2 separate regions of the Homo sapiens genome follow, and region 2 is linked to region 1. The links are chromatin loops, found by intact Hi-C in ENCODE. Cell type or tissue: endothelial cell of umbilical vein. All regions are shown on one strand. Each heading gives the region's core, and the rest is flanking DNA. Links, peaks and the distances in the headings are about the cores only. Region 1 holds the start of ZDHHC22 (zDHHC palmitoyltransferase 22). Region 2 overlaps TMEM63C (transmembrane protein 63C).

Region 1 (14,679 bases), core at 3,521-11,520:
AGAAATTGAAAAAAAAATCAGCTGGGTGTGGTAGTGCACATCTGTAGTCCAGCTACTCTGGAGGCTGAGGCTGGAGGACTGCTTGAGCCCAGGAGGTTGAGGCTGCAGTGAGCTATGATCACACCATTGTACTCCAGCCTGGGTGACAGAGTGAGATCCTGTCTCAAAAAAAAAAAAAAAAAAAAAAAATGCTGGGCGTGGTGGCTTACGCCTGTAATCCCGGCGCTTTGGGAGGCCAAGGCAGTTGGATCACTTGAGGCCAGGAGTTCGAGACCAGCCTGGCCAACATGGTGAAACCCCGTCTCTACTAAAAATACAAAAATCAGCCAGGCATGGTGGCGCATGCCTGTATTCCCAGATACTTGGGAGGCTGAGGCAGGAAAATCACTTGAACTTGGGAGGCAGAGATTGCAGTGAGCATTGCAGTGAGCCGAGATCATGCCACTGCACTCCAGCCTGGGTGACACAGCAAGACTCTGTCTCAGGAAAAAAAAAAAAAGAGAGGGGAGCTATTCTTTCTCCTTTTCTCCTTTTTGCTGGCTGGAATATGGGCATGATGGCTGGGATAGAAGCAGCTGTTCTGGACCATGAGGCAGCATGCTCAGGATGATGGAACTAGATAGAGTCTAGGTCTCACATAACCTTGGAGCCTCTGCATCAACCCTGGAGGGGCTCCCTTAAACTTCGTTTACGTGGCAGTGAAATAGACTTTCATCTTAGTTTAAACCAGTTTTGTCTTGGGGCTTCTATCACATGCTATGGAACCGAATCACAGTTCGTTACATAACTTCTCACTTCTTTAGTGTTTACTATGCCAGCCACTATTCTAAGTGCTCTACAGATGTTATCTTGTTTAACCTATGTAACAACCCTATCAGGCGAGAGCTGTACTTAACACTCTTTTATAAATAGGACACTGAGACACAGAGAAGTTAGCTGGCTTGCTCAAGGCTGCACCAGTGAGTGTTGGAGCTGAAACCTGAACCAGGGTCCTTTGACCCCAGAACCTGTGCCCTGAATGTTCTCTGGACCTTCTTCTTGGAGTCCTTTTTCCTCCTCTGGTCCCATCTGAAATTTCTATCCCATACTGCAGACCTGTTTTTGCTGATTCTGCACCTGTAATCCCAGCTACCCGGGAGGCTGAGGCAGGAGAATCGCTTGAACCCGGGAGGGGGAGGTTGCAGTGAGCCAAGACTGCACCATTGCACTCCAGCCTGGGCGACTGAGTGAAACTCTATCTCAAAAGAAAACAAAATGACAAACCCCCCAAAACAAAAGCTCATGACAAACTGCAGGTTAGTTAAAGTCCTCATTTAAAGGAGAGCAAATCTGAGACTCAGAGAAGTTAAGGAACTTGCTCAAGTTCACATAGCTGGTGAATGGCAAAGCTGGGAGACAAGCTCAGGTCAACAGACACCAAAAACTTGTGATTTTTTTGGTCGCACCACACTGCCTCTCTTCTGCAGCCTGGGCCATCTCTGCTGGGGTAGGGGGAGGGAGAAAGAGGGGGTCAGGAGTGTGAGGTTTGTGCTGCCTGCTGCTCTGTGACGGTAACGACATATCTAAGAGGTCTCCAAACAGCCAAGGGCACTGCAGGGACCTCACTCCCTTGGTCTCACTCCCCTCCTCCTGTAATTGAGATGTCCACCTTCTGCCTCATTCCCTCCCAACCTGGACACCTGGCATTGCAGGGCTCTCGATGGAGACAGCTGATTTTGCCCTGCTCCTCCCGAGCCTCCTCCATCATGAAGACATAAACTTGGTGTGTCAGACAGATAAATGAGCACTCTCTCACTACCCCCCTTTCTTCTCCTTCCTGTCTCCTTTTCTCTCTTCTCCTCTCTGCCCTCTCCCTCCCTCCTCTTCTTCCTCCCTATACCCCCTCTTTCTCCTCCCTCTGCCTCCTGCGTGCTCTGAGATGAAAGGGCCAGTTAATCTTGCTGCCACCGCTTCCACAGGGCTGGGTACTCGCTTGTCCACAGGCACAGGCGTCCCTACCAGGACTGCCTAAACGGTCCCTGGAAACCATGGCTAATTGGTGAAAGAGCCCATTGGTTCATTCTTCCACAGCCTGGATACTGCAAAAGAGGCTCTCCCAAGCTAACCCAAGATTTCCACCCTGATGCACCAATCACCTGGGAGACCACTGGGTTTACTTGTCACCCAGACCTGTAGTTTCTACCTTGACATGTGAGCTTGGAGGCTGAGCATACCTGCCCCTAATCACACACACCCCCTCCAGCACGACAAACAGCAGAGTGCCTGAGGGCATTTGATTAATGTGCTGCAGGCTTACAAGTTTATGCATATTATATTTATTCATTCAACCAATGTTTACTGAGCACCTACTACTATGTGCCAGACACTGTTATAGGCACTTGGGATATAGCAGTGAATAAAGCAGTTCAAATCCTACTCTCACGGAGTTGAGAATTCAGTGGGGAGAGACAGACAGTAAACAGACAAATATATACCTGTCAAGTGGTGATAAAAGTTGTTGAAGACAAAGCAGAGTAGACAGGATGCAGAGTGCAGAGCACAGCAGTTTTAGGTAAAGGGAGATCCTTCAGGTCTGTTACTCTGGGGGAGTATGTTACATACCTGCTTCCTTTATGCAACTGACATGTTCCAGAAAAGTTAAATATCGATGAGATATGTTTTGCATATTAAATCATATTTCAAATCAAACATAGTCAAGCCTTGCAAATTAACATGCAGCAAATCTCTGAACCTCAGTTTCCCCATAAGGAAAATGGGTTTGATAATTCTCACCCCAGCTAGTTTGTGCTGTTGAGAGAGATTCATGGGATGAAATTTTAATTTTGTGGATGACTTTGTAGCCTGCAAAGCACTTTATTACATCAAAGTAATGTTATCGTTGTTAAAATGAAGACATAGTTAGCAAAGTAAATTACCACCTCCAAATAGAAACTCTGTGATAATCCAATTTTCATGTATTTAGTTGGCTAAAATGAAGATTACACTTGCATGTTTTCCAAATCTGGGCAGGCAGGGATGGCATCTTTGTAAGCCTTCCCAGGCTTGGGAAACACTCTGTGGTTATCCCTGGCTATGATCTGCTGTCAGCGCTAAAGAGCATCCTGACCCAAGCCTATCTTCACCTTGATCTATCTGAAATAAGAGCATAAGAATGAAAGAAAACCACCACCAGCCTTCTTAGGTGCAGCTCCTTGCATCTTGGAATAGTCTCCATCCAAAACATTTGGGGCATTATAGGCCTGACAGACATGGAGGCGGGGTTACTCACTCAAGGCAGAAGCTGCTTGCTACATGGATTTCTCTCCTTGTAATACAACACTCTGAAGCAAAGTGGAATAATTTCCACTTGAAAGGGAATTCATTTTATTCAAATAACACCACCAAATAGCAAGATTGAGGGCGCATATCTCCAGGAAAGGGCTGGACAGCAATGAGATGCTTATCTGTGCCCCTGTCCCCATGGGACTGCCTGCAGGTACAGTTATGGCTTAACTATAGGAATCTACAGCAAGAGCAATGGAGAGTGTGGTTTATAAATCATTTCTGTCACTGTTTATGGAGGATGAGATTAGAGTCAGGGTGGGTGGTGGCAGGTTGCAAGATCAATGGCAAATGTGTCCTCAGCAGATATTTCTCTTTGAGACAGAGTCTTGATCTGTCACCCAGGCTGGAGTGCAATGGCATGGTCTTGGGTCACAGCAACCTCTGCCTCCTGGGTTCAAGCGATTCTCCTGTCTCAGCCTCTTGAGTAGCTGGGATTACAGGCACTGGCCACCACGCCTGGCTAATTTTTATATTTTTAGTAGGGACGGGGTTTCCCCATGTTGGCCAGGATGGTTTCGGACTCCTGACCTCAGGTGATCTGCCTGCCTCAGCCTCCCAAAGTGCTGGGATTACAGGTGTGAGCCAATGCATCTGGCCCTCACCAGACATTTCAAAGACCTCAGAATATAGCTCTTCCTTTCACAGACAGACCAGTAGCAATTCATCGATCAAGAGACTTTTACTCAGTGTCAACTCTGGGCAAATCATCCTATTAGGAAATATGGAAGAAACCCCAAAACATTTCCAACATAGGCAAGGAGCTCTCATTTTAGTTGGAAAGTGAAGAGAGTCCTGTGGTTGAAAAGAGGAGCCCTAAAGATGTGGGAGACGCTAAGGTGCTTAAATTACATGATCCCATTTGATCATCATCACCACAAATAACAGCAGCATTCTTATTCCCATTTTACCGATGAGAATACTGAGAGCAGAGAGGTTAAATGACTAGCAGCTCATGGTCACACAGCTGGTAAATGGCAATAAAATGCTCATTCTTAGTCTGCTTGACTCTCATAGGGCCAGAATCCAAGTGAAGTTTTCATATTGATTTTGCCTCCCTATTGATTTTGTCAGGGATAAGCATAAGTTTTAGAAAAACAAAATGACATTTGCCGTGCTTCCCTTCACTCCATTCCTTAAGGGGAGCTGAGGAACCACTAGCTTTAGATCTGAAGCTGTAATGTCCTTTTCTGTTGATAAACGATATTTCTAAATAAATAATCGTCCTTGTCCATTTGTGTTTCCACGACCAGATCTCCTTTTCCTGACTGAATACTCCCTTCCCCCACTAACATCTTCCCACGTTCGCTTAGCTTCTTTCTCTCTTTCCCTTTCCTCATACACACAGATTCAGACACACACCTTCCCACCTCACACCCATATGCAAAATAAAATTAGAAATACCACCCGACTCACAAGGTATTTGGGGAATGGAGATCTTCAGTCAGTATACCCAAACCCAAGCACCCCAGCCAGCCTCCCTCCCTGCCAAGCCCATGTGAGAGGCAGACAGAGCTTGTGAAAAGGGGCCCAGACGGCCACGATTATGAGACAAAGCTGCTCTGAAGGGAAAAGGGCCATGTGTGCCTCCCCATGTCTGTCCTGTGGCCACTGGAACTCACAAGGCTACCAGCTGCTCACGGCCACCATGTGGCATATACTGTTCTTTCACTTACATGTCAGATCCTTTTAGAATGTGAAAAGGTTTCCTGGCCTCTTTTTTATTTTGATGTATGCTGATAAATTACAGAGGAAACAGTGTGTGGTTATTCAAGAATAGAGGCTGAGCTGATCAGCATATGGCCCTCATTTCAAGGGATTGCTCTTGTTTTAATCAGCCAGTTGAGAAAGCAATAAATGTTTATTTATTAAGTATGCCATCACCGAGAGGAGAGGAACAGGGCAGGTAGGTGAGCTGCGACACCCAGGAAATTGAGGATGGTGATGGCACCAATATTCCTGCAGTGTTTGATGTTTTTAAGGCTCTGCTCCCCCCACCCCCCACTGTTTGATACACATTGGTGTCACTACCCTCTTGGCGCATCACAGTACCCACCTTAGAATAGCGGAGCCCTGGAAGGGGAAGGAAATAGAAATAAGAAGGTGGGGGTGAGGCTCAAAGAAGAAGCTCCAAGTTCAAGCTCTGTGTCTGGATAAACTCCCATTGTCTTTCCTTCTCTCAAATCAGAGCTGCCCGTGGGTCCCAGGGTGATGCTGGGCTGTGTAGAGGCTGAGTGCAGGAGCATTAATGCTAGAACCAGGTTCAAGTCCAGGCTCTGTCACTTAATGGCTGTATGACCTTAGACATGAGACTTAGCTTCTCTGAGCTTCAACCTCCTCATCTCCAGAATGGGGCTCAGCCAGCTTCACAGATCAGGCTGAGAGGATTAAGGAAGCATCTTATGCTAAAGGCTTAGCACAATGCCTGCTACCTAGTAGGGGCCCGATAAGTAGTGTCTAATTATGATCTAATCAAGCAGTGCTTGCCCTGGGCAGGCCCTGTTTAAGGGTTTTACATAGATTGTCATTTAACCCTCATATCTCTATTTCACAGATGAGGAAACTGGAATCTAAGATCACACTGGAATTTACAGACGAAGAAACTGGAATCTGAGATCTCACAGTAGTGAATGGTGAATATTCAAACCCAGGTAGACAGGCTCCAGAGTCCCAACTCCCAACCCTCTGTACACAGCCCTTCCGAGGAGATGACGCTGATCTTCATGGGTGTTGCCCTGGCAAGCTGACCTCTCAAGCCCCCAGGGTTCCTTCAGTCCGAGTGGAGAGCAGGGAAGGTCGTGGGACCTAGCCGAGAGGGAAGGGCAGGATGATGGCTGGAGAATCCACATCAGGGCTGAATCCCAATCTCCCAGCTGGAACGGGCGCTGAAACCAGGCAGGGCGCCCCAGCCCGCTCAAGGGGAATCGAGAGGGGAGGAGGGGGCAAGTCCACGATGCTGAGACTGGCGGCCAGAGCACCGCCCCCAGGAGCGGAGGGAGGGGTGGCGGGGCTGGGGGGTGCCCAGCTGCCATCCCCGCCGCTTCCTGGCCCTTACTCGCTGGCGCCCAAGTGGGAAGCCAGCAGCTGCCCGCTCCCTCCTCCCCACATCCCCGCTACTTGCCCAGTTCCCGAAGCGAAGCGCAGGCTGCGAGCCAGCCGGGCCGAGTCCACAACTTTGCAGCCTCGGGCAGGGCGAGAGCCGGCGTCCGGGGCTCCTCTTGTCGGCGACCAGAGCTCGGTGAGTTGATTTCCTCACCCCTCTGCGACGGCGGCAGTGCGGCGGCGGCGGCGCGGGGGGCGGCTTCCCGTGCGTCCGGGAGGCAGTGGCCGAGAAGCCCGCGGCTGCCGGCGCTGCCGGTCTTTCCAAGGCTCCGGCTGTGCCGCCCTCTGCCGCGGGCGAGGCGGGCGCCAGGGCTGAACGGACAGCTCCCTACACCCCGGGGCCCCACGGGCGGTCTCTGCTGTCCCTTCTCCCGCGCAGGGCCAGGGCTGAGGCTGCCTGCCGAGCGCCCCTCACTCCCCTAGCCCCTGTCCTTCGCCGCCTTCCCAGCGCTGCGGCGCATCTGGCTGCTCCCGCGCCCCCCTGGCGACCGGCGCCGGGAAGGCACTTGCTTCGCCGGAGCCCCAGGCCGAGGGCTCTCTGGGGTGGGCAGCACCGCCGCAGCCCCCGGCGGCGCAGGACTGGGGGCGTGCCCAGCCCCCGGCGACCACCCTCAGGCGTGCACTGCGCTGCGCCCCAGCGGTAGGGAGAGGCCCACGCTCTCCGCGGAGGCTGCGGGTTCCCGGGGGGCGCTGGGACCTGCAAAGGGGATTCCAAGGTGACCAGTCGACCCGTGCGGACGGGACAGCCTGGACGGAGGCCCCGTGGCATCCACCCATCCTAGGTGCAACCGCCTTCCCAGAACTTTTCTCGCGCCTCCGGCTGGCCGATTCCTTAGCCCCTGGAAAAGTTCTCTCGGGCGCACGGAATCCTATTTCTCGGTGGCTTCCGAAGCTGGCCAGGAACCCCGGCTGTGAGGCGTGGGGTGGGATGGGGACGTGGTGAGGGCTGAGCACGGCGGCGGGGTCGATCCCAGGAAAGGCTGGCCAAGCATCCACTCGTGCGCCCAGGGCGGGCTTGTCGGCATGGAAAGGATTTCGGCGCCATGAGGGTTGTTTGGGTTTCTCTCAGCAGGAGGGCGGGAGGCGGGCGCGAAGGGGGGATTTTAATTTCGCCTCAAATGAAAACGCTCTTCGCAAAGAAATAGCCCGGGCAGCCAGCGTTGGAGAGATGTGCTGGCCAGGACCCGCTGACACAGGTATTCTGGTTGCGCCCCCACCTCACCCGGTGCCCGAGAGCGAGTGTGAGTGTATCGATTGTTTCAATTGATTTTTTTAAAGCTAGATAGCAGAGGCTGCGTGTCTGTACACGCAGATATATACATACACAAATACAGATACTCAAGCGCACACAGATTACACGTACAGAGTCACAGACAAGGACACACACACACACATCGTGGTCCCTCACGCACACATACCTCCAAAGAGCCTTGGGTAACCTGGTGAGGTCCCTGAGTGCTGCCCAAGATGTGTGTGTGGGTGGGGACGCAGGGACGGAGAAAGGGGAGTGTGAAGCAGGATTTCCAGCAGGTCAAGTGCCGCTGATTCTCCTGCCCCCGACCCCAAATCCTTCCCTTTCTCCTCCTAGGGAGGTCTGAACCAGAAATCCCAAACCTGGGCTTGTTTCCACATCCACAGAGGGGAGGAGTCCTATCCCCCGGTGCCCCCCACCCTCACAACTCCTAAAGACTGCAAACGAGTCCCTCCCTCCTGTGCCAGACTCTGCCGCGCCAAGGCGCCGAGCTCGCTCAAAACCCCAGGCAACACTCACCCCCAGGTGGGGCCTAGACCCGAGGCCGCTGCGGGCTCGGGTCTCTGGCCTGCCTGATCCGGGGTTAGGGAACTGGGGAGGGGAAATCCGCGGGACAGGGGGTTGGGGGCGTGGAGTCGCGTGCAGTGCCCCAGACGCGCGGCACGGAGGAGCGGGCGAGGGCGCCCCCTGGACGCCGTAGTCAGTCAGTCCTCTTCTCACCCCGGGCCCCGCAGGAATGTAATCGAGGATGCTGGCCCTGCGGCTGCTCAACGTGGTGGCCCCCGCCTACTTCTTGTGCATCTCCCTGGTGACCTTCGTGCTGCAGCTCTTCCTCTTCCTGCCCAGCATGCGCGAGGACCCCGCGGCCGCCCGGCTCTTCTCGCCCGCCCTGCTCCACGGGGCGCTCTTCCTATTCCTCTCGGCCAACGCCCTGGGCAATTACGTCCTTGTCATCCAGAACTCCCCAGACGACCTGGGGGCCTGCCAGGGGGCCTCGGCCAGGAAGACTCCATGCCCCTCACCTAGCACCCACTTCTGCCGAGTGTGCGCCAGAGTCACCCTGAGGCACGACCATCACTGTTTCTTCACCGGCAACTGCATCGGCAGCAGGAACATGCGCAACTTCGTCCTGTTCTGCCTCTACACCTCCCTGGCCTGCCTCTACTCCATGGTGGCCGGCGTGGCCTACATCTCCGCTGTCCTTTCCATCTCCTTCGCCCACCCCTTGGCCTTCCTCACGCTCCTGCCCACCTCCATCAGCCAGTTCTTCTCCGGTGAGTGGGCCTTGGCGGGCAGGTTGGGCTCTACACAAAGACCTCCCACCCCAAAGGTTGCCGGGCCCCAAACCCCAACCCCAAAAGTTGCCAGATTTAGCAAATAAAAATACAGACCGTCCCGCTAAATTAAAATTTCAGATAAACAACTCATAATTTTTTAGTATAATTATGTCCCAGATATTGTATGAGATACACTGAGAAAATTTGCTATTGGCTATCTGAAATGCAAATTAAGCGGACATGCTGTATTTTATTGGTAACATCCCCCCTTGCCCCCATCATTCTCATCCATCATGCTGTCCATATGCTCACAGAGTTGTGGCATCCAGGTAATACACCTGCTCTGTGCCAGGCAGGACTAGGTGCTGGCCATTCCTCCATGTAGCCCCATGAGGTACAACCATGCTATGACATTCCTCTGCCTGGTCCCCAGTTCTGCTTACATGTCACCCAAGGACTCTGCTCTCCAGAGGTCTCACCAACCAATTGCAGTAATATTGAACTTGTTGCCAGCCCAGCCCAGCAGGAGGCTAAGCTCTGTCCTCCTGCCTATTATGTTTGACCTCACCAGCCTGTTCTCCAGCCTGCTGATGGCTCAGAGCAGAGGGAACGTGGGTGGGAGAGGCAGGTTTTTTGTTTTTTTTTTTTAAGACAGAGTCTCACTCCATCACACAGGCTGAAGCGCAGTGGTGAAAGCAATCTCTGCTTACTGTAACCTCTACCTCCCAGGTTCAAGTGATTCTCTTGCCTCAACCTCCCGAGTAGCTGGGATTACAGGTGCGTGCCACCACGCCACACTAATTTTTGTATTTTTAGTAGAGATGGTGTTTTACTGTGTTGGCCAGGCGGGCCTTGAACTCTTGACCTAAAGTGATCCGCCCACCTTGGCCTCCCAAAGTGCTGGGATTTACAGATGTGAGCCACTGCGCCTGGCTGAGGACTGCACTTTAACTAGTATGCACCAAGGACCACTACCTGATACCTGGCCCTAGAAGGACTCAGCTCCTGGTGGCAGTTCTTACCACTTTATTTGGCCTTGAGACTGGCTCCTACTGCGTTTCCTTCCACTTCCTCCCTACCCTGGCCTTTGACTCTGAATGGCTTAGCTTCCACAATCAGTAGTGTCTACGTGCTTGAGTGTGCATGTATAGCATTGCTATCTCCATTTCTCAGATGATGAAACCGAGACTCAGACGGGACTAAGTGGCTTGCCCAGTGTCTTCCTGCTACTGAGTGGCAGTCTCTGGTCTGCCTCTCAGGTCCTTAATCCACAGCTCTTCTGCAGTGGCTCAGGGAATAGAACATGCTTCCTCACCTGTTGGCCTTCTAGGAGCAAAGAAAGGCAGAGGGCAGCTACTTCCTCTGAAAGCCCAAGATTGTTTTGAGGTGCCTGGGCTGAACATTCATAAAAATTCTGCTCTACTCTGGGGGAAGCCATCATTTCAGTCTTTGTGGTGGCTACAGCCCAGTTCTTCCCAGGCATAGAACTATCATGCCATTTGGCAGTGGGAACACAGAGATACAGGGGGGACCCAGCTACGGGGGCTGCCTTCAGGGCTGGTGGCTGAGCTGGGTCCAGAACTCACAGCTTTCAGGCCTTCTGGATCCCAGCACTGGCACAGGAGGCTGCCGGGACCAAAATAACCAGGACGGGGGAGGGTGGGTGGGTGGGCTAGTGGGTGGAGTGTGAGCACAGGCAGGTGGAGGGATGAAGAGAGCCAACAAGCCTGCTTATACTTTCTTTTCCAAGTAGTTTCGCCAACCGTAAAAATGGATGGTTCCAGAAGGAAGACCTTGAAATGGTTTGATTTGAGATAAATCTGGGCTTGAGGCCTGTCCATATGTGCTAGGTTTGATCTGATGGGAGAACAGAGCCAGTGAGTGCCCACCTTGGGGCCCAGACTCCTGTGCCAGCATGAGTTCCAGTGTCTTTCACTTCCTCACCATATCCACTGGAAACAGGCGAGCAAGACTTCTTACCTCCAACTCTCCTATCTCATCTTTTGTGACCTTTCATCTTTCCTCTTGAGGACCTTCCTTTCTTTCCCTCCCATGACATACACCCCACCTGTTTGGCTTTCCCTTTCCCATTCCTCTTGTTCCCCAACCCTCAATCCGAACAGTTGGTAGCACCCTCTCTCATCTGCACAGGAGGACAGGTGGACAGAAAAGAGTAAGAAGCATGGGTTGTTTAATAGAAATTGAGTTCAAGATCAGCCTGGGCAAGATGGTGAGACTCCGTTGCTACAAAAATAAAAAATAAATAAATACACTAGCCAGGCATAGTGGCATGTGCCTGTTTTCCCAGCTACTCAGGAGGCTGAGGTGAGAGAATTGCTTGAGCCCAAGAGTTTGAGGCTGCAGTGAGCTATGATCATGCCACTGCACTCTATCCAGCCTGGGCTACAGAGCAAGACCCTGTCTCAAGAAAAAAAGAAAGAAAGAAATTGAGCTGTCCCCAACTGTGGTACAGATCTGAGTCAGATCTGTCACCAGAGCATGGATGGCTGTGAGTTTGGGCCTTGAGAGCTAAAAGTGGGAGGGGTCTTCTAGTGTGAAGGTGGCGGCCAACCACAGGCCCTCAGCTGATCCAGAGAGGGAGGCGGCTAGCTAGTTAGGTTTCAGAAGTTACCCTTTCTTTTGGCTTTGTGGGACCAGTACAGGTTGCTGTGTCACCTCTCTGAACCTTATTCTTATCTGGGAAATGGAGATGCCACCATCTGACCTGTATCTTGGCATTTGGGTAAGTACACCAGCATGATGGGTGCTACCAGAAAGTCCAGTAAGAGGGAAAGGGGACTAATGTTCATTGAGCACCTATTATGTACCACCCACTATGCATGTCACATTTCACCCATTCCTCTTGACAAGTCCATATTATCATGTCCATTTTTAAGGCTCAGAAACCAAAGACTCAGCAAGGTTAAGTTGCACCAACACCACACAGCTGGTACGATTCCAAACCAAGATTTGGAGTTGGGGCTTCTAGCCTCCAAAGCTCATACTCTTTCCACCCACCATACTGCCTCTTGGGGGCTGCCTCTCTGAAGCTGCTTCTCGAATGAGCCACTTTGGAAGGGAGGCAGCTACTTGTCCTTGGATGTATTAAAAAGTATGCTGGGTGATTATTTGTCAAAGGTGTTATAGATGCCTGTTGGGAGGAAGGGGCAGGGGAGATTGACTGATGTGTCCTTTTAGGCTCATTAGGAAAATTCTGTGATTTTTAAAAAGAGGCAGAACTATTATTAAATAGTTAAGAGGAGCTGAAGCAGCCAGGCTAGGTAACTTCAAACACTTTTAGAGAAAGCAGGTCCCCAGAATAGCCTTTTGTAGCTGCTGCATGGGGCCAAGAAAAGGCCGCAAGTTCTTTTTCTCATGCCTTGATTTAGTGCCAGGAAAAAACCCTGTGGGAAATGGCTTCCATCCACCCAGGCTTGTTCCTGGGGCAGTGTTGCAAGGCAGGCCCAAGCTTGACAGCTCTGATGTTCTCACATCCCAGCTTGAGGGCCACCTTTGCCTGTCAGCATTCCTCACGCCAAAGAGCACCATGGACCTGGGATCCTCCATCCCCCACATGGCTGCCCAAGCTAATCTGTGCCGACATGGAAGAAGTGGGTCAGGGGATGGCACAGCCCAATGTGAGCCCTGTCCCACTGCTGCCCCTGTGCCAGTGGAGGGGCTGCTGTAAATGGCAGCTGGGCCTATCTGTCCCCAGCTTTGTAAAAAAAAAAAAAAATAATACAGCTATCCAAGCTCCTAGGGATGAGGACAAGAGGAGGCTGCTAATGAGAGAATCTAAATCAGATCCACATCCTCCATGGCTGCTGAGTCCACCACTGCTCATACTGGACAAGTGTTGAAAGCCCAGTTGACAGGGCTTTGGAAATTGGAGGTTGGAGAGACTTGGGAAGAGGTGGGCTGGGGCAAGAGAAGGCTAGGGAAAGGGCAAAATATGGTTGAGATTTTCAAGGGCAGAATAGGTTGTAAGGTGGAGTCCTTAGAGGAGGTGCCCCCCCCCCACCAGAGGAGGTGATAGGGTTGCCCTACAGGGAACCAAAGGCTAAGGAATACTTTCGAATTAACTCCAGGGTCCAGTGCCCTGGCTGCTGGGTAGGTCAAGGTAAGTGTCTTTGCCACAGCTGCCAAAGTTGCAGCCCAGCCAGGACTCTAAGCCCTGAAAAGGAGAAGGAAAAAGCTTGATAGTTTCAGGAGTTGAACTCATTTTGGATGTAGTCTCCTGCTCTGTAAAATGACCCTCTGCTGGGAGCACCGCTCTGAGTGTGAACCGGAATGCTGACCACTCTGTACATCATTTTCTTGAAACATGCAGCTGTATGAAATCGTTAGTGTTATTATACCCATTGTACAGATGAACGAGCTGCAACTGAGAGGTTGGGACACTTGTGCCAGTCCACACAGCTGGGAGATTCAAACCTAGCATGGACCAGCCACCCAAACTCTGAGGAAGAGTGTGGGAGCTCTTACTCAGTGGTTATTTCAAACCAGTAATAGGAAGTGCTTGGTTTAGAGGGATTCTGGGGAGATCCTGCCCCACGACACAGGGCTGATGACCTTGGGGGCCTCTTCTAGCAAGCTTTGATTGACAGAACCAGCTCTGGTGGAATGCGGTGGTGGCCACACTGTCCTCTTGTTAACATTAATGACTGAATTATTCTCTACGTTGGTGTTCTGGGCTGCTCTTCAGACTAAGCTCGTGACTTATTCTTCCCAGATCTCCATCATGCTGTCATTTTCCTGAGTCCTCTCAACCAGCGTTCCCAGAACAGTAGGGAGAAGGTGCTGTGGACTAGACAGCTGCCCAGGCACCTGCTCCCTCTTTAGGGTCCCCAGCTCACCCCTCTCTCCTCCTGAGCAAAACCCCTTCACCCTGCTTCTAGCCCAAAAGGAGAAAGCAGAGAGAGACAGGCATCTCCTACTCTACAGAAATGTTATCAGCGGCCAGGTGCTGCCCCAGGAGCTGAGGGCTGTCCTTGCTAAGCTCATCAAACTTAGCTCTCTTCTCTGCCATGTCTCCAGTCTTCCCCTCTTGCCTCAGGTGCCATCCGCGCCAAGAAAAAGTTAGGGCAGCTGGTTCTTCCTTCCTCTCCCTCACTGCAGCTGCAGCGCTGAGGTTGCTACAAAATGTAGCGTCAATCTCATTAATCTCCCTCCCTCCCGGTGGAAAGCCTGCCTAGATCGCAGTTATGCCGGTGGCCTGGGTGTAAAGCGGCTCTGGTGTTTCCCCTCCCCGTGCCCTGCAGGAGCTGTCCTGGGTTCTGAAATGTTCGTCATCCTCATGCTCTACCTCTGGTTCGCCATCGGCCTGGCCTGCGCCGGCTTCTGCTGCCACCAGCTGCTGTTGATCCTCCGCGGGCAGACCCGCCACCAGGTGCGGAAGGGGGTGGCAGTGAGGGCCCGGCCCTGGCGCAAGAACTTACAAGAGGTCTTCGGAAAGAGGTGGCTGCTGGGCCTGCTGGTCCCCATGTTCAATGTCGGAAGTGAGAGCTCCAAGCAGCAGGATAAGTAGTAGACACTCCCGTCATTTATCTCTCTGTCTCTGTCTTGACTCCTCCTGAGCATAAAACCATGGCAGCCTTGTCTCCACCCATGACTCACTACAACCTTGTGCTGGTAAGGTCCTAGCATCTTCCCCTCACCTTCCACCCATGAGAACAGCGTGAGCTGGTGGATCATGACAAGGAGGAAAAATGTCCCCCCAGGCATTTC
Region 2 (14,679 bases), core at 3,197-11,196, 68 kb before region 1:
CAGTGTTGATGTGGTCAAGAAAGATGACAACTGTGAATGAGCCATGGTTGCTCTCTCTCTCTCTCTCTCCCTCCCTCCTTCCTTCCTTCCTTCCTCTCTCTTTTCTACCTTCCTTCCTCTCTCTCTATCTCCCTCTCTATCTCTCTTTCACTTGAGGCACGAGCCACTGCGCCCAGCCAAATTAGCCATGGTTTAAGCCATGTGCAGGTGGCCAGACTGGAATAGGCTCCAGAGAGAATGACAGGAGAGGAATTGGAGCCAGTGGGCAAAAACAGCTCTCTGGAAGAGTAATTGGAGGTGAAAGTGGTTAAGACGGGAAAAATAACACATTGTATAGTGGTGGGAATGATTCAGTAGAAGAAGTAGGAGGAGGGGGGAACTGCTGGAGCAAAGTGAGACTGCGGGAGGCTTGGGAACTAGTGCACAGTGGAGATGTTTACTGAGAGTCAGGCTGTTGGCTGGGTGAGTGGGAGGGAAGGCAGCACACATGCTCAGGTGCTGGCTGGTCCCAGGAGTGGCGGCGGCAGCCAGTGAGTGTTCTGTCCTTACTGCTTCTAGTTTCTTTTTCTTTTCTTTTCTTTTTTTTTTTTTTTTTTGAGACAGAGTCTCACTCTGTCGCTTAGGCTGGAGTGCAGTGGCACCATCTTGGCTAACTGCAACCTCTGCCTCCAGGGTTCAAGCAATTCTGCTACCTCAGCCTCCTGAGTAGCTCGGACTACAGGTGCCCACCACTACACTTGGCTAAATTTTGTATTTTTAGTAGAAATGGGGTTTCACCATGTTGGCCAGGCTGGTCTCAAACTCCTGACCTCAGGTGACCCACCCACCTCGGCCTCCCAAAGTGCTGGGATTACAGGTGCGAGCCCCCATGCCCAGCCTTGCTTCAGGTTTCTCAGTAAAAGAAGGAATGAGGTCTCAGCCCAGTGTGAGGTGGTGGTGGTGGGCGGATGTTGGATGTTTGGTGACAGGAAAAAAAGGTAGAAATAGAAGTCTAGGGGAATAAGAGAGGATGGATTACGGAAATGGAGCAGGATTGCCAGGCAACAATGGGGCCTGTGGAGGCTCATGATCTTGAATTGACGAGAGCAGCCAGACTTGCTGTGCTGGATTCACCTGTATGGTTGCAGGTGTGGAAGACTTAGTAGGGGTAGAGGCTTCCCCCCAGCAAGTATGAGCATAACACAAGAGGGTTGAGGGTGTAGCAGGTGAATAATTGTAATGATTTGCTGTGGAATTTGAGCCAGGAGAGAAATAAGATGCAAGATGGGTGAGGACCAGGGAAAGCTACTGGAGTTCCAAGGGGAGGTAGAAGAATTGTGGACGGCTAGTAAGTGTAGAGCAGAGGGAGTGGCATGCTGAAAGTGGGATGTTTGGTGCTGAAATGAAAGAGATTCCGGCTATCGGTGGTGATCGGGTCTAGGACATGACCGTGGGAGCGAGCGGCTGAGTATCAGAAGGATCATCTTTGTGGAGATGTGGACATTGACATCAGCAAGAATGAAGACAGGAAAAAAACTGGGGAGACAGTGAGGGGGGAAGGGGAGAGTGGCCTGGGGGACTCCTTGATGACTAACAACGATGGGCAGCAAGATGTCTAGGTTGACACCTGTGGGTCCAAGACAGGGGGCTCTAGAAAGCAGGGAGGAAGAGTCTCAATGTTGCCAAGGGGAACAAGAAAGACACGTCTCCATCCCCAGGCCAGTGGTGTTGGAGGGGAAGCAGGAACCACCCTCTGAGAGGGTGGAAAGGGAAGCTGGACTGGGGAGTCTCCCAGTCGGAGGGTGAGGAGACCGAGGAGCTGGGGATGCTTCTGGGGATTACAGGTTCCGTGCCACTGAATCTCAGCTCCAACGCTCACTCATCGCTCATCGGGTGACCTTGAGCAAGGCACTTACAGTCCCCATGCCTCACTTTACTCCTCTGTAAAGTGGAAATGGCAACAGCCATTAGTACCCACTTCACAGGGCTCTTAAGAGGAGTGTTAGGATGTGTTCATCTTGTAGAACAATGCCTGGAACACAAGGAGCATCACATAAATATTTGCAAAATGAAGAATGGAGATCCAGGGGGCACCATGGAAAGGTTTCAGGAGTTGGGGAGGGCTGAGAGATGGGGATGGAGAAGGAATGAAGGTAAAGGGATTGAAGCAGGGGACAGGAGGTGGCCTGGGAGTCTGGGCTGCTTGTGCTCACTCCCAGAACCTGCGATGGAGGGCCTGAGAGTAGTCCTGGAAACAGAAGGGGTGCACAAAACTCCTCCCACTCCCACCCTCTAGATTAGCATCTAGCAGGATCCGGGAGTCTCTTGCCTGTCTTTCTCAGTTCCCCTAATTCCTGCTCCATCGAGCTCTGCCTAGGCCACCCATAGTTTTCTTGTTTCTACCCCAGGTGGCTAATTAACTCACTAGCACGTTTAGCCAGATGCAAACTCATAATAGTTTACATCGAACACAGTACACTTCAACGGCATGCCTTCTGCCAGAGCATCAGAGTAGCAGCCAATGGCATTTCTAGGGTCTCTTGGAGGAAGGAGCTGGCATCTGAGCTACCTCGGGCTCCAGGTCAGCTAAGGCAGGAGGCTGCAGTTCTGCTGGTGGTCATTGGGAGGAGCCCGCGCGAAGGAAGCGGGCGGGGGAAGGTGTAGGAAGGCGATCCTGCAGGTGGAGAGGCCCGGGGAGACTTTTCCCACCTGAGTCACTTCTCCAGTGAAGGTCCACGTCAGGCCCGGAGGCTCCACCCAGCTACGGGGCTGCTGCAAAAGAACACACGCGGTGGAGAGACCACAAGACTTACAGACCCAGGAACTCCCTTGCTGGCAGCACCCTCCTTCAGGGCCCCTTTGGTCATCTTTATGCTCAAATGCACGTCCTTTATCAGAGCTCTGCTTTGCAAATAGTTTCCCCCTGGCCTATTGCTTTTCTTTTAATTGTCTTGATGGTGTCTTTTGAAGTGTAAAAGTTTTGAATTTTGACAAAGTGACCTCCAAGCTGAGATGTGAAAGGGGTGTAGGAGTTAGTCCTGTGCAATGGGCAAGCGTGGGCAGAGGCACCCGTGTTGGCAAAGACCTAGAGGGAAGGCTGAATATAACGTTTTGAGGAAATGAAAATGAATGGCAGTGGCTACAGTGTAGAATAGACCACTATTGGTTCATTCATTCATTCATTCAACAAGAATTCATTGAGTATCTATTTCCCCTGGAAGTACAAACATGAGGTCCTCTCTAGGGAGTTCACATCCCAGCCTTTGGGGTTAGGGAGAGGACTGCTGTTGGGCGGCTTGGACCAGGTGGCCCTTCTGCCTGGGAGGACCCCTAGTTACAAGGCCCCAGCCACTAAGCTTGGAGTTGGGCAGGAGGTGGGGAATTCCATCCAGCAGGTTGGTCAGGTGCAGGCTTTCAGCTCAACCTGGCTGCTCAACCTGCAGGGCAGTGAGGGAGGAAAAGAAAGGAGACAAGATCCTCACCCTCTCCCACCTCACCACCCTCCTCAGCTTTCCCAGGCAGCAAGCAGAGGCAGTAATGAGGGAGGCTGTTGCCATGGAAACCTAAAGCAGCACCAAGCCTTTTCTCTGCATCCCTTCACCCTCCCTGGACCATACTTCTTTCTGGAGGGAGAGCTAGCTCTTGGGTGTGAAGAAGACAGGCAGAAAATCCAGATTTTGGCTTACTGGAGACTAAAGCACCAGCACTGGAAAGAATGAAGCTAGAAACTCTAGGATGTCAACAGAAAACACAGCAGGGCCACCAGCCCAGCAGGGCGTAGCGGGGGCATCAAAGAACTCATCTGTTTAGACATCACTTTCACAGTATAGGACAAAGGCTGTCTGGGGCAATGGGAAGGATCAGGCTCTCTGAAGCCACTGACTGGACTTAATCCCAGACCCACCTTTGCTAGCTGTGTGACCAGGGGCAGTGACTTCATCTGTCTCAGCCTCAGTTCCCATATCTGGAAAATGGGTATAATAACAGTATTGCCTCACAGGGTTATTGCAAAGGGGAAGTAAGATAATTCACATAAATCCATTTGCACAGTGCTTGAGAAATATGACTGCTTAATTCGCCAGCGCTGCCATCCTCCTCCTCCTCAGCTTATTTGTAAGGCTGTGGTGAGGGGCCCAGACTGCACAGTCCCTACACTCCTCCTTCCAGCCTCTCTGTTCTGGGGCAGGCAAGAGGAGAGATGTGAGGATGGAAAGGTCCATCCACTATCCCACAGACTGCAGCTGGTAGGTGGTGGTTGTTTCTGTCCTTCCTGTGCATAAAAAATAAATGTCAGCCTTGCTTTGTGGGCCAAGGAGGGGCAGTGGGAGATGATGTGAATTCTGGTTGGTGAGTCAGGGTTTCAGGGCCCCTCCTAGCTGCATATCTTATCTGATGGGAGAGTGTGTGGCCCTCTTCCTGTCCCATTTCTCCTCCATCCTGGGTTCCTATGCCAAAAGCTGGCAGCTCAGCTGTTCTAGGCTTGGGCAAAGTTGTCTTTGGCAACTGGGCAAAGGCTTCAAAAAGGGCTAGCTTTGCCTTTCTGTCTGCCCCATCCTACTGCTCACTCCCAGGCCTCCAGACCTAGCCTGGTTTTATCCACTGCTGCCCTAACTAACAAGGCCAGCACTTTGCTTCCCACTTCCCCTTCCAGATGAGTTAGACATCTCAAGGCCAAAGCCAAATCTCAGGGATGACCCCAGAGTTAGGATGGTCCAGGAGGGCCCAGGGAGGGACAAATTTTATTAATAGCTAACGTTTACAGAGCAAGTAATATGAGCTAAATATTTTCTATTTAAGTACTAGCTCATTTAATTCTCATAAGTACCCTAGGGTATGAGAACCATCCCTAAATGCAAGAGAAAATTAAGGCCTAGAGAGGTTAAACAACTGGCTCAAGGTCATGGCCCAGAGAAGTTAACTGGCCCGAGGTCACGGTGCTAGTGAATGGCAGAGCTGGCCCTGAAGCCAGACCATTTGTAACCCTCTGCTTTGCTGGCCCCTGAGCCTCTGCTGCTCTGGACATGCTGAGCAGGGGGCAGAGGAAGGGGATGACCTTGCTCAAACTTTAGTCCAGGGACAGCAGCTTCCCTAGCCTTTAGGGTGATGCAGCGGAGAGCAGAGTGGGCTGAGCCAGGAACCCAGGCTGGATCTGCAGCCACTACGCCTGCATTTCCCAGCACAGCCCAGGGCCCAGTCTGCTCCACCATCCCCATGAGTTCTCAGGAACTGGTCCATAGGACATGTGTTTTGGTTTGGATTAGAGAATCACTATAGCCACAAGCCATGCCCTAGGAAAAGGTGCTATGGCTGGGGAGCCACCCCCACCTTCTCTCCAACCCCATGACCCCCAGAGTGCACAAAGCCACAGCTCCCACCCTGCCCCCTTGCCATTTAGCCTTCTCAGTAGCTTCAATAATTAATCATCTTTTTGTTAACAACAGGTAAGATTATCTCCCATGGTTCTGGACTTAAACAAACAAGCTGGGATTCCTGGTCATGGGCATCCACTCCCACCTCCCCTTCTTCCTTCTTCTCCAGGTCTCCTGCCCTGCCCCCACCACCCCTTGCCCCTTCTCACGGAGGGACCCCCTCTCAGTGAGGTTTACTCTCATGGCTAGGGGGCTGGTTACTATTGGAGGAAGTGTGGGGAGAGGAAGGGTGTGTCACTGGAATGAAGGGCTCTGGTTCACGTCCTTCACCACTGACATGTCTGCTGGCCATAAATCTTTCCCTAAATATCAGTAAGCCCTTCCCTGCCCCATACCATCCTCAAACTCCTCAACTCTTCACAACAAAGAGTGGTTTGCTCAGCTTTACATATGGAGAAACTGAGTCTCCAGCAGACATGGAGATTTGCTTAAGGCTGGGGAAAGTGGTGGATTGGGGATAGAACTGGGGGTTTTTGGCTCCCCACTCAGTGCTTTCAGTGACTCCTTAGCCTGGGAGGGGGTCACTGGAATCACCTAGACAGTGTTTAGTACATCTAGATACTCATGTTCCACCCCAGACATTAAGCATGAGAATCTCCAATTATTGTGTGCAGCCAAGACATAAAAGCACCAGACTGAGATTTCCAGGGTTATTTGCACCTAGAGAAGGAGTTCTTGATGATCCAAAAAGTTTTGTCACTCCTCCTAAATAAGGAGAGAGGGTGGAGAGATTTGGGGATAAAGGATGATACCTCAGTGCCTCTTAAACCATGTCACAGTGTGGCAGTTCGTGAGGCTGGTCCTTATATTCTCCTCCCATGCAATCTCTGCCCCCACCCCCAGCTGGTCCCGAATCTGTGGAGAGTTGGCTGAAGATCTACAGAGGCCCACACCACCTCTTCACTGGAAGTTCCAGGCTCTGGTATTCCTCCCATTACCCTAGAGGCCACTGGCCTGGCTACTTCCTCATGGTACCCTCTGTTCTGCCCCACTAGCCCCCTTATTCAGAGTTGCTTGCCCCACCCCTACACAGCTTGAGCCACTTCCTCCTGGACTTGGGTGAGCCTTGGTCTCATCAGCATTTAAAGCCCCTGAGTCCAGCTTATATTGTACTCCTCTGAACCCTCTTTCAGATTACCAGCCCTGTCTGAACCTTGTTCCCACCCTCTTTACACAGCTGGCCTTGCAACCACTGCCTGGGACCATCCTCTCATTTTCCCATGCACGTGAGCAGCCAGCTTACCAACAAATCCATGGGCTCTTTGATAGTAGGGACCATATCTTTCTCTTATACTTTTCATGGTTCTCCCAAAGACCATCACGTAGTAGGCCTCAATGAGAGACAGAAGGCCCTTTACCCAGAGACACACTCAAGGGTAGGAAAGAATAAAATGTAGGTGGTTTGTACACATTTGCACAGTGCACAGAGTACATGAATCCCAAATTTTTGCCCCCACATAGCGCACATTGGCTACCAAGTTTCCCTCCAGCAGTCGCTGCAGGGAGTGGAGGGAGCATACAGCTGCAGGTAAGGAGACTGGGTGTGAATCTGGCTCTATTGTTTATCAGCTGCTAGTTAACCTCTTGCTATTCAGTTTTTTCTTAAAGATCATATCTGTCCTGCCTATACCAGGGTGATTATGAGTGTTAGTTAAAGGGCATAGTGCATGGAGACTCTTTCTGTAAACTGTGCCACAAACTAAGTTGTTGCTTTTGCTGTCCTCTTCATAGGATCGAAGCCAGCCTTCCCCGAGAGGTCCCCAAACGTCCCTCCGCTGCAGTCACTCCTGAAGCCTCAGCATGGGGTGAGAGGATTGCAGTTCCACCTTCCATTGGGCCCACGATGCAAGCAGAGCAATGATCCCGCTGCCCCTGGCTGGGTCCAGCTGGGCTCTCAGCACCATGGACAGCACCATGCTGGGCAAAGGCATTTCTGCTTCTGCTGCTCTCTGCCAGGGCTCGTGGGCAGGGCCAGGCAATTCTCGCTGCTGCCCCAGCCCAAGAATAAGAATAACAGCTAACACTTATTGAGTGAGTTCTATATGCCAGGCCCTGTGCCAAGTCTCTTCAGGTGTCGACTGGGTTAAACCTATCAGGTTGCATATGGGACACGGTTGATACCCTCAGCATCCATTCCCACCTCTGTGCCTTCCTATATTGCAGAAGCTGGAAAGTTAAAAGGTACATTTCCAACACTCCCTTGCAGCTGGGGTTCTGGATACAGATTAGAGCTCTTCAATTAGACATGCTGGAGATAGATTTACAAGGCTGAAGGGAGGAGAGGGAGGAGGAGGCGATCTCCCTGGTGCTCAGGCCGTGTTCTGCTGACAAGCCATGCCGAGGACAGGAAGGGATTCTCTGCAGGAAGTTCAATGCCCAGTCTCTGGCTCCCAGGGAGGGGGTGGTGTGAGAGGCAATTGTGGCAAAAGCTGCAGCAGTTTTCTCATCCCTAGATAGCAGGTGAAAGGACGTGAACTCTGTGGCTCCAGTAATGGCCCTCCTGACTGGGTGAGGAGTAATTTGTCTGGAGGGACAGTTCTGCTCTGTTCTGAAGACCCAGCTTCTAATTCTTCCAGTGATTTCGAGACCCTGCGATTCCCTGTATGAATCAAGCTGACTACAGCATCATGTCCCAGTCCTGGTTTTGCTTAAGATTCCTAGAGTGTTTTTTGTTTCCTGTACAAAGACCAGGCAGGTTCTATTATTATCCCATCTTATGAATGAGGAATTTCAGGCCCAGAGAGGTTAAAAGACTTGCCCAGATCAGGGAGTTAGTACCGTGAAGTTAGGGCCTGAGCTGGGGGGCTGGTTCCACAGCCCCCTCCTGATCACTTTGCTATGTGCCACCCTCGAGGCAGAGAACGCTGATTCCAACAAGCAGGAATGAAGCTGCTAGGCTCAAGACAGAAGTACACTGAAAAAAGGAAAGGCTGATAGAGAATACTGGAACCACACTCCAGGCTCCTATGGGTGTAGCCCCTGAGGGGGCCTCAGGAGAAGAAAGGGGCAGGAAAGGACATGGGCATTTGTGATGGGCCAGGCCTTCTTATGGCTATCCCACTGAACATCGTTTATTCCTCACAAGCAACATGAGAGGTAGCAGCCTAAGAAGTAAGAGTCAGTATCCCCATCTTACACGTACAGAAACTGAGGCTCAGAGAGGTTAAGTAACTGGCCTAAAGTTACACAGCTGGAGAGAGACAAAGGCAGGATTAGAATCTAAGTGTCTGCCTCCACTACATCACGCAGCCTCCGAAGGCACAAGCCTTTGAAGGAACAGAGCAGCTTTGCCCAATTCCAGGAGGACTGTATTTCTGGGGTACAGGAGGATGGCCTCCCACATCTGTACTACATCTAAGGGACTCTCAGCTAAAGAGAAGGACCAGGCAGCTTCTATTTTTATCCCATCTTATGAATGAGGAATTTCAGGCCCAGAGAGGTTAAGAAACTTATCCTCTTAACACCTCTGTGGGTGGCAGATGGAGTTGGGACGCCATCAGGGGAGAAGGTGGCCACTTGGACTCAGGCTGGAAGCTGAGTGTGTTGGCTTCCCCACCCCATCCATCTCACCTCTGGGACCCCCACAGAGATGCCTCTCCTTGCCAGGAAGTTTCTTTTCCTTGTCCTCCAGACCCTGGACCCCAACCCATGGCTTTCTGCCTATGCCCCTGAGTAAGTGAGCAGCCATGATGGTGCCCAGGGGGTGCTGGAGACAGAAGGCAGAGGCAGCTGTGGGGCTGTCACAGTCACCCAGGCCCCTGGGAGCTGGGCAGTGACTCAGGGAGACACGGGGAGGAGGACAGGTGACTTCATGCCTGTGTTAAAAAGGTAAAATAGGAAATAAAAACAGCAGGATACAATGCTGTTAAATGAAATGATCTGGATTCTAAAAAAAAATAAAAGAAAAAAACTAAAATTATATCACATTCTTTTAACAGTCCTTAACATTTTTTTCTGAGTTTGAAAAACTATTTAATATGAACATGTATTGTTGCTTCTAATTAGAAAAAGATCATATATTAAAAGGAAGGCTTGAGATTGACAGATATCCATGTAATCAAGCTTTCCTCCTGCATCAAATCCCTCTTCCCTTCCTCAAATGCCCTCATTCTGATCAGCTCCCACTCAGACTTGTTGATGGGGAGGAGAGGGTGGAGGGACTGAGCTCTCACAGTGACATGCAGCCCAGTGGTTCCTGTGCAGGCTGCCTACTCAGAAAGAAGAATCAAAGCCTGAATCCAATGCCATCTCCTCTCTCTCCCCTGTCAGGGCCTGGCTGGGCCATGGGCAGGCAGATCAAGAAGCCAAGGTGGTGCATCATCGAAGCCAAAGTGGCCACCAGGTCCCTGGGCGTCTGCCTGAAAGCCAGAGGCAAGCCTCCCTCCCTGCTCCACCCCAGGTCAGTGGCTCCTCCTGACAGCAGTGGTACTGTGCTGACTACAGCATCAAGTCCCAGGGGCAGAGATCAGGAAGAGGACTTGGAGGCCTCCCTGGCACAGCTCTCACTAGGGCAGGCAGGGGCAGCCTCCCCAGCCCCCTGCCCTGCCCCTCCCACCTCCCCACCCCCTCAATGGATCAGTGGAAGATGGTAGCTACTGAGGCCCCTCTAGTCATTTTTTGGGGTGGTCTAAACCTAGACTCCTATAGGGAAGAGAACAAAAGAGAAATGGTAGCCTCCAGGAGGTAGGGGGCGGGGTCCTGAATGGGCCTGGCCTCTGGATTACCTCTGAGCCTGACGGAGGGCCTATGTGCACTCTCCTCCAGGTGACAAAGTATGTTTACAAAGTCATCTCACCTGGCCCCCAACAGTCCTGCCAGAGAAGAGGTGGCAACTGTCCCCATTTACAAATGAGGATGCTGAGGCCCAGAGTGGGTGTGTAGCCTGCCCAGGGTCATACAGCTAGCAGCTGAACAGCAGGGGTGGAGATCTAAAGCCAAGGCCCGAGCTTCTGCACAGCTCCCTGCTCCTTTTGACATCTGAGCTCTCTGCTCCTGGCCTGCTCCTGGGCAGAGGCTGGGACCAGGGGAGGCCCTCTTGGCCCCAGGAGCCCCTCCAGTCTCACCTCCCCCAGCTCCCCACGAGGAATCTCAGCTCCAGCCGATGGAAGGCCCCTTGCCCATCAAAGGCCTTGGTTGTCTCTGCCCCCTCCATTCCTCCCCTCTGTGGAGGACCTTGATCCTCCCCCAACGGGAATGCTCCATTGGCAAGGCCCAGTTCAACTCTGCTTTCTTCAGGGAGCCTTCTGGGTACACCCCCTGGTCTTGCTGATCTCACCCTCCCTTCCATCCTACTGTTCTCACTTATTCTTTCCTGAGTTCTCTACTGGATAGGGGTTGCTAAAGAGGATGAGATGTGTTCCTCCCCTCCTCAAGCTCATTCTAGGTGAATGAGAAAGGCCTTGGCTGAAAGGCAGTGATAACGCAGTGTGAGAAGGGCTCACAGATGAACCGAACCCAATCTGCAGTGCCTGGGGAGGCCTCCTGGACCAGGCTGTGATGGAATCAGCTAGAAGGGCTTTCTTCGCTCTCCTTAACTTGGCCAGCAAGGCCTGGGTGTGGGGCCCTGCCTAGTGTTCTGGCTTCATCATGTCAAACTTCCCCCTCACTTCCATCTCCAGCCTCCTAGGTTGTTCCCTCAGTTCCTGGAGCATGCCACCTTCCCTCCTGCCACAGGGCCTTTGCATATGCCAGTCCCACCACCTGGAAGGTTCTCTCTCCCATTACTTGATTCATTCTCCCCCTGGTTAATCTCAGCTCCATTTTTGCTTCCTTAGGGAAGAGCTCAGGCCAGGCCCAGCTCCCCAAGTCCTGTGCCTCTGAGCATCTTGGGAGGCAGGCATCATGTATGCAGCAAATGTGGATTTCTAGTACTAGACTCTCTGGGCCCAAGTTCTGCCTCTGCTACTTACTAGCCCCATGTCTTTGGGCAAGCTTCTTAACCTCCCTATGCCTCAGTTTCCTTGTCTGTAAAATGGAGATGTTAATAGCACCTACTTATTGGGTAGATGTGAGGTTTAATAGAGCCAACTCACATGAAACATTAGAGCAGTGCCTAGCACATTGCAATGGCTCAATAAAGTTAAGTATAATTTTCCTTGTTGTACCTAGTACATTCGATGTTGTTTACGGGATGACGTAGCAGACGGCTGACTCCCCACACCTCCCCGCAAAGGGAAGCTCCTTGACAACAGAGCCCTTGGCTGTGTTTGCTGATTATTTCCTCTGCTGTGCTGGATAGGGTTGAGTGCTTTACAAATATTTGCAGAAGAAAGGAAAGATTGGCAGTGGGTTGGGGTAGGACTCATTTGGCCCCCGTGATGAGAGTGTTTTGGCTGGAGGAGATCTTACAAATCATCTAACTTAAGCCCTCCTTCCACAGAGGGACAAAGGGAGCTGCTGGTGAGCATTTCCCTGGGTTTCCAGTCTCAGGGGGCTGAGCAGCCCTTGCCCACCTCTGTCTCCCCCTAGGGCTTTGCTCAAAGCCTATCATGGCAAAATCTCAGACTGAGGCATCTGTTTCTGTTTTGATTTAAAAAAAAAATGTGGCGCATCTCATATTTGAGTGTTGTGGAGCAAATACATTCACCACAACTGGGTGAAGCTGAGGGATCCAGTTTGACCCTGAGTTATTGCTGCAATTCTTGTCTCCGTGGTAACAAGTCCCCACTAAGTCTTCAGCCAGCAAGGCTGGGCAATGGCTCAGCTCAGCTCCTGTTTTGCAGGGCCCCTGGGCTAAGATGCCGGCAGGCAGCCAGCATGGTTCTCCCTCCAGCCTCTCCCCTGACTGCTTCCTCTGCAGGAGTCTGGAGGGGGCAGGAAGGAGGAGAAGGAGGTGAAGCAGCCATAGGGATATAGCAGCAGAGGCTCTGACCCCAGAGTCAGCTCCAGCTAGAGCCGGGTTGGAGGCTGCCAATGGGGAGGTGCCTACCAGCAGGAGCAGCCTACTGGGGCCATCACACCCCACCTCCTGCTGCTGCCAGGGTGGGCTCTGATCAACCAAAGCTCTGCAGCCAGTCACACTCAGATCCAACCAGCTGTTGACAATTTATTACTGTCTAGATAGAGCCACCCTGCACTGAACACCTGCTCTGGGCCAGCCCCGAGCTAGGTGCTGAAGAGGCAGGGATCCATTACATATGGCCTGTCCTCAGCAAGCACACAGTCAGGTGGAGGAGATCCAAGTGGTGTGAAAGTAGCCAGAATAAAGAACAATGGGTGCATGGCCAGGCAGGAAAAGCAAGATGCAGACGGCACATGGAGAATGCTGCCTCCTGTGTGTCTCCATTTCCTCTAGAAGGATGCACAAGAAACTGTTGCCAGTGCTTGTCTTCTGGGTAGGGAACTAGGTGGCGAGGAAGACTTACCTTTCACTCTGTTCTCTTTATTGTTTTTTTTTTTTTTTTTTTCAAGATGGAGTTTCGCTCTTTTGCCCAGGCTGGAGTGAAGTGGCAGGATCTTGGCTCACTGCAATCTCCACCCCCCGGGTTCAAGTGATTCTCCTGCCTCAGCCTCCTGATTAGCTGGGACTACAGGCGCCCACCACCATGCCCGGCCGGCTAATTTTTGTATTTTTAGTAGAGACAGGGTTTCACTATGTTGGCCGGGCTGGTCTCTAACTCCTGACCTCAGGTGATTCACCCACCTCGGCCTCCCAAAGTGCTGGGATTACAGGGATAAGCCACCACGCCCAGCGTCTTTATTGCTTTTTGAATTTTGTACTATATGCATACCTAACCGTTTTGAACAAAACAAAACAACAAAACCAAACTGAAAAGCAGCATCACTGGGTAAGTGTTGTAATAAGGATGTGGGCTTCTCAGTGCTGGACACCCAGAGAGGAGGAGTGGATAGCTCTGACACTTAGGGACTCTCTCTCCTCTCAGGAGCTCAGTTCCATGTGCCAGGTAGAGGGGTGTGTGTGCGTGTGTGTGTGTGTGTGTGTGTGTGTGTGTGTGTGTGTGTGCGCCTGCCTGTCTGCCTCTGTAGCTATGTGTTTGGGATGTGCAGCGCTACTGGGTTGAACAGTATCCTCCCAAAATGCATGTCCACGTGGAAGCATGGAATGTGACCTTGTTTGGAAATAGAGTCTTTGCAGATGTAATTTGTTAAAATGAGGTCATACATGATGAGGGTGGCCCCTGAATCCAACGACTGGTGTCCTTAGATGAAGGCCATGAGAAGACAAAGGGAGAGACTGGAATGAGACAGCTGCAAGTCAAGGAATGCCAAGAACTGCTGACAACCCCCAGGAACTAGGAAGAGGCAAGTAAGGATGCTCCCCTAGGTCCTGCAGAGGGAGCACGGCCCTGCTGACACCTTGATTTCAGACTTCTGGCCTCCAGGACTGGAAGAGAATAACTTTCTGTTGTTCAGAACCACACAGTTTGTGGTAATTTGTTGCAGGGCCCTGGGAAGCCAATACAGTGGGTCTATGCATTGGTGCTTGTGTGTTTTGAGGTGTGTCTGTCAATGTGTTTGTGTGTGTGTGTGTGTGTGTGTATCTGAGTATGTTTTGAGGGGTATTTGGTTGTGCTTAGGAATGTGTTTGTGATTATAGTTTGGGTTTTAGATGCTTGTGTTTTGGGTTGCATGCATATTTATGTGTTCATATGTGTGCATGTTGAGTTGTATACACTTGTGTGTTTTGGCGCTTGTGTGAATTTATGTGTTTTTAGCCAATGATCTCCAGGGTCTCCCTTAGTTGTGTCATTCCAGAAGTCTGCCCTGGGGCCCCTGCTGCAGGGAGCACCTAGAAGGGATGCTGGGCAATGGCAGTGGGGATGGAATGGACTCAAGAGCAGGTGGGAGCAGCGTCCTGTCTGGTCTAGGGCCACCTGGGAGAGGGCAGGGGCATCTCAAGTGTCCCCATCACACCTGCCCTGTCAGTGCAATGATCTCAGCCTCAGGAGTGGGGGTCCAGTAGGAGCCATGTCCTGGGGGCCCAGCCCCAGGGCCTTCTTGGAAGCCTTCAGCAGAGAAGAAACCGCCCCCGCTACTCCCAGAGACACTCTACTTCCTCTCCTCTTTGGTGTTAGTTTATGGGAAAGTGAACGCACACCCTTGAAACATTACAGCAATGGGTCTCACACTTTGGTGGGTCACAATCAGCAGCAGGGCTTGTTACATCACAGATCGCTGGGCCCTGCCCCAGGGTTTCTGCCACAACAGGTCTTGGGTAGCGCCTGAGAATCTCTGTCTCCAACAAGTCCCTGAAGGATGCTGATGCCGCTGGGCCAGGGACCTCACACTGAGAATCACTATCCTAGACCAT

What was found. Hi-C counts contacts between places; a loop is a spot of excess contacts. Peaks named below come from ENCODE experiments on the same cell type or tissue, not always from the same donor. Only the 100,000 strongest peaks of a DNase experiment are listed, where the experiment ranks them.
Region 2: it touches region 1 in a loop (5-fold over the local background); 32 of 110 quality-filtered maps call a loop at or near these places.

What each region holds. Positions count from the first base shown.
Region 1 is chr14:77,133,483-77,148,161 of GRCh38, reverse strand. It overlaps ZDHHC22 (zDHHC palmitoyltransferase 22), which reads left to right and starts at 6,371. Exons shown (of 3, transcript NM_174976.2): 1 at 6,371-6,559; 2 at 8,410-8,949; 3 at 14,214-14,679. The coding sequence starts at 8,424. The coding sequence ends at 14,479. RefSeq lists enhancers at 6,257-6,758, 6,853-7,416, 7,417-7,980, 8,118-8,667, 13,875-14,374. In endothelial cell of umbilical vein, for the core only: CTCF peaks have their summits at 6,929 and 8,338; a DNase peak (open chromatin) is centred at 6,871; H3K4me3 peaks cover 1,174 bases; H3K27me3 peaks cover 4,113 bases.
Region 2 is chr14:77,201,518-77,216,196 of GRCh38, reverse strand. It overlaps TMEM63C (transmembrane protein 63C), which reads right to left. Exons shown (of 24, transcript NM_020431.4): 2 at 2,689-2,751. Among named protein-coding and RNA genes, the nearest start is that of TMEM63C, 27 kb to the right of the region's middle. RefSeq lists an enhancer at 2,652-2,881. In endothelial cell of umbilical vein, for the core only: no CTCF peak of the experiment used is centred there; a DNase peak (open chromatin) is centred at 7,316.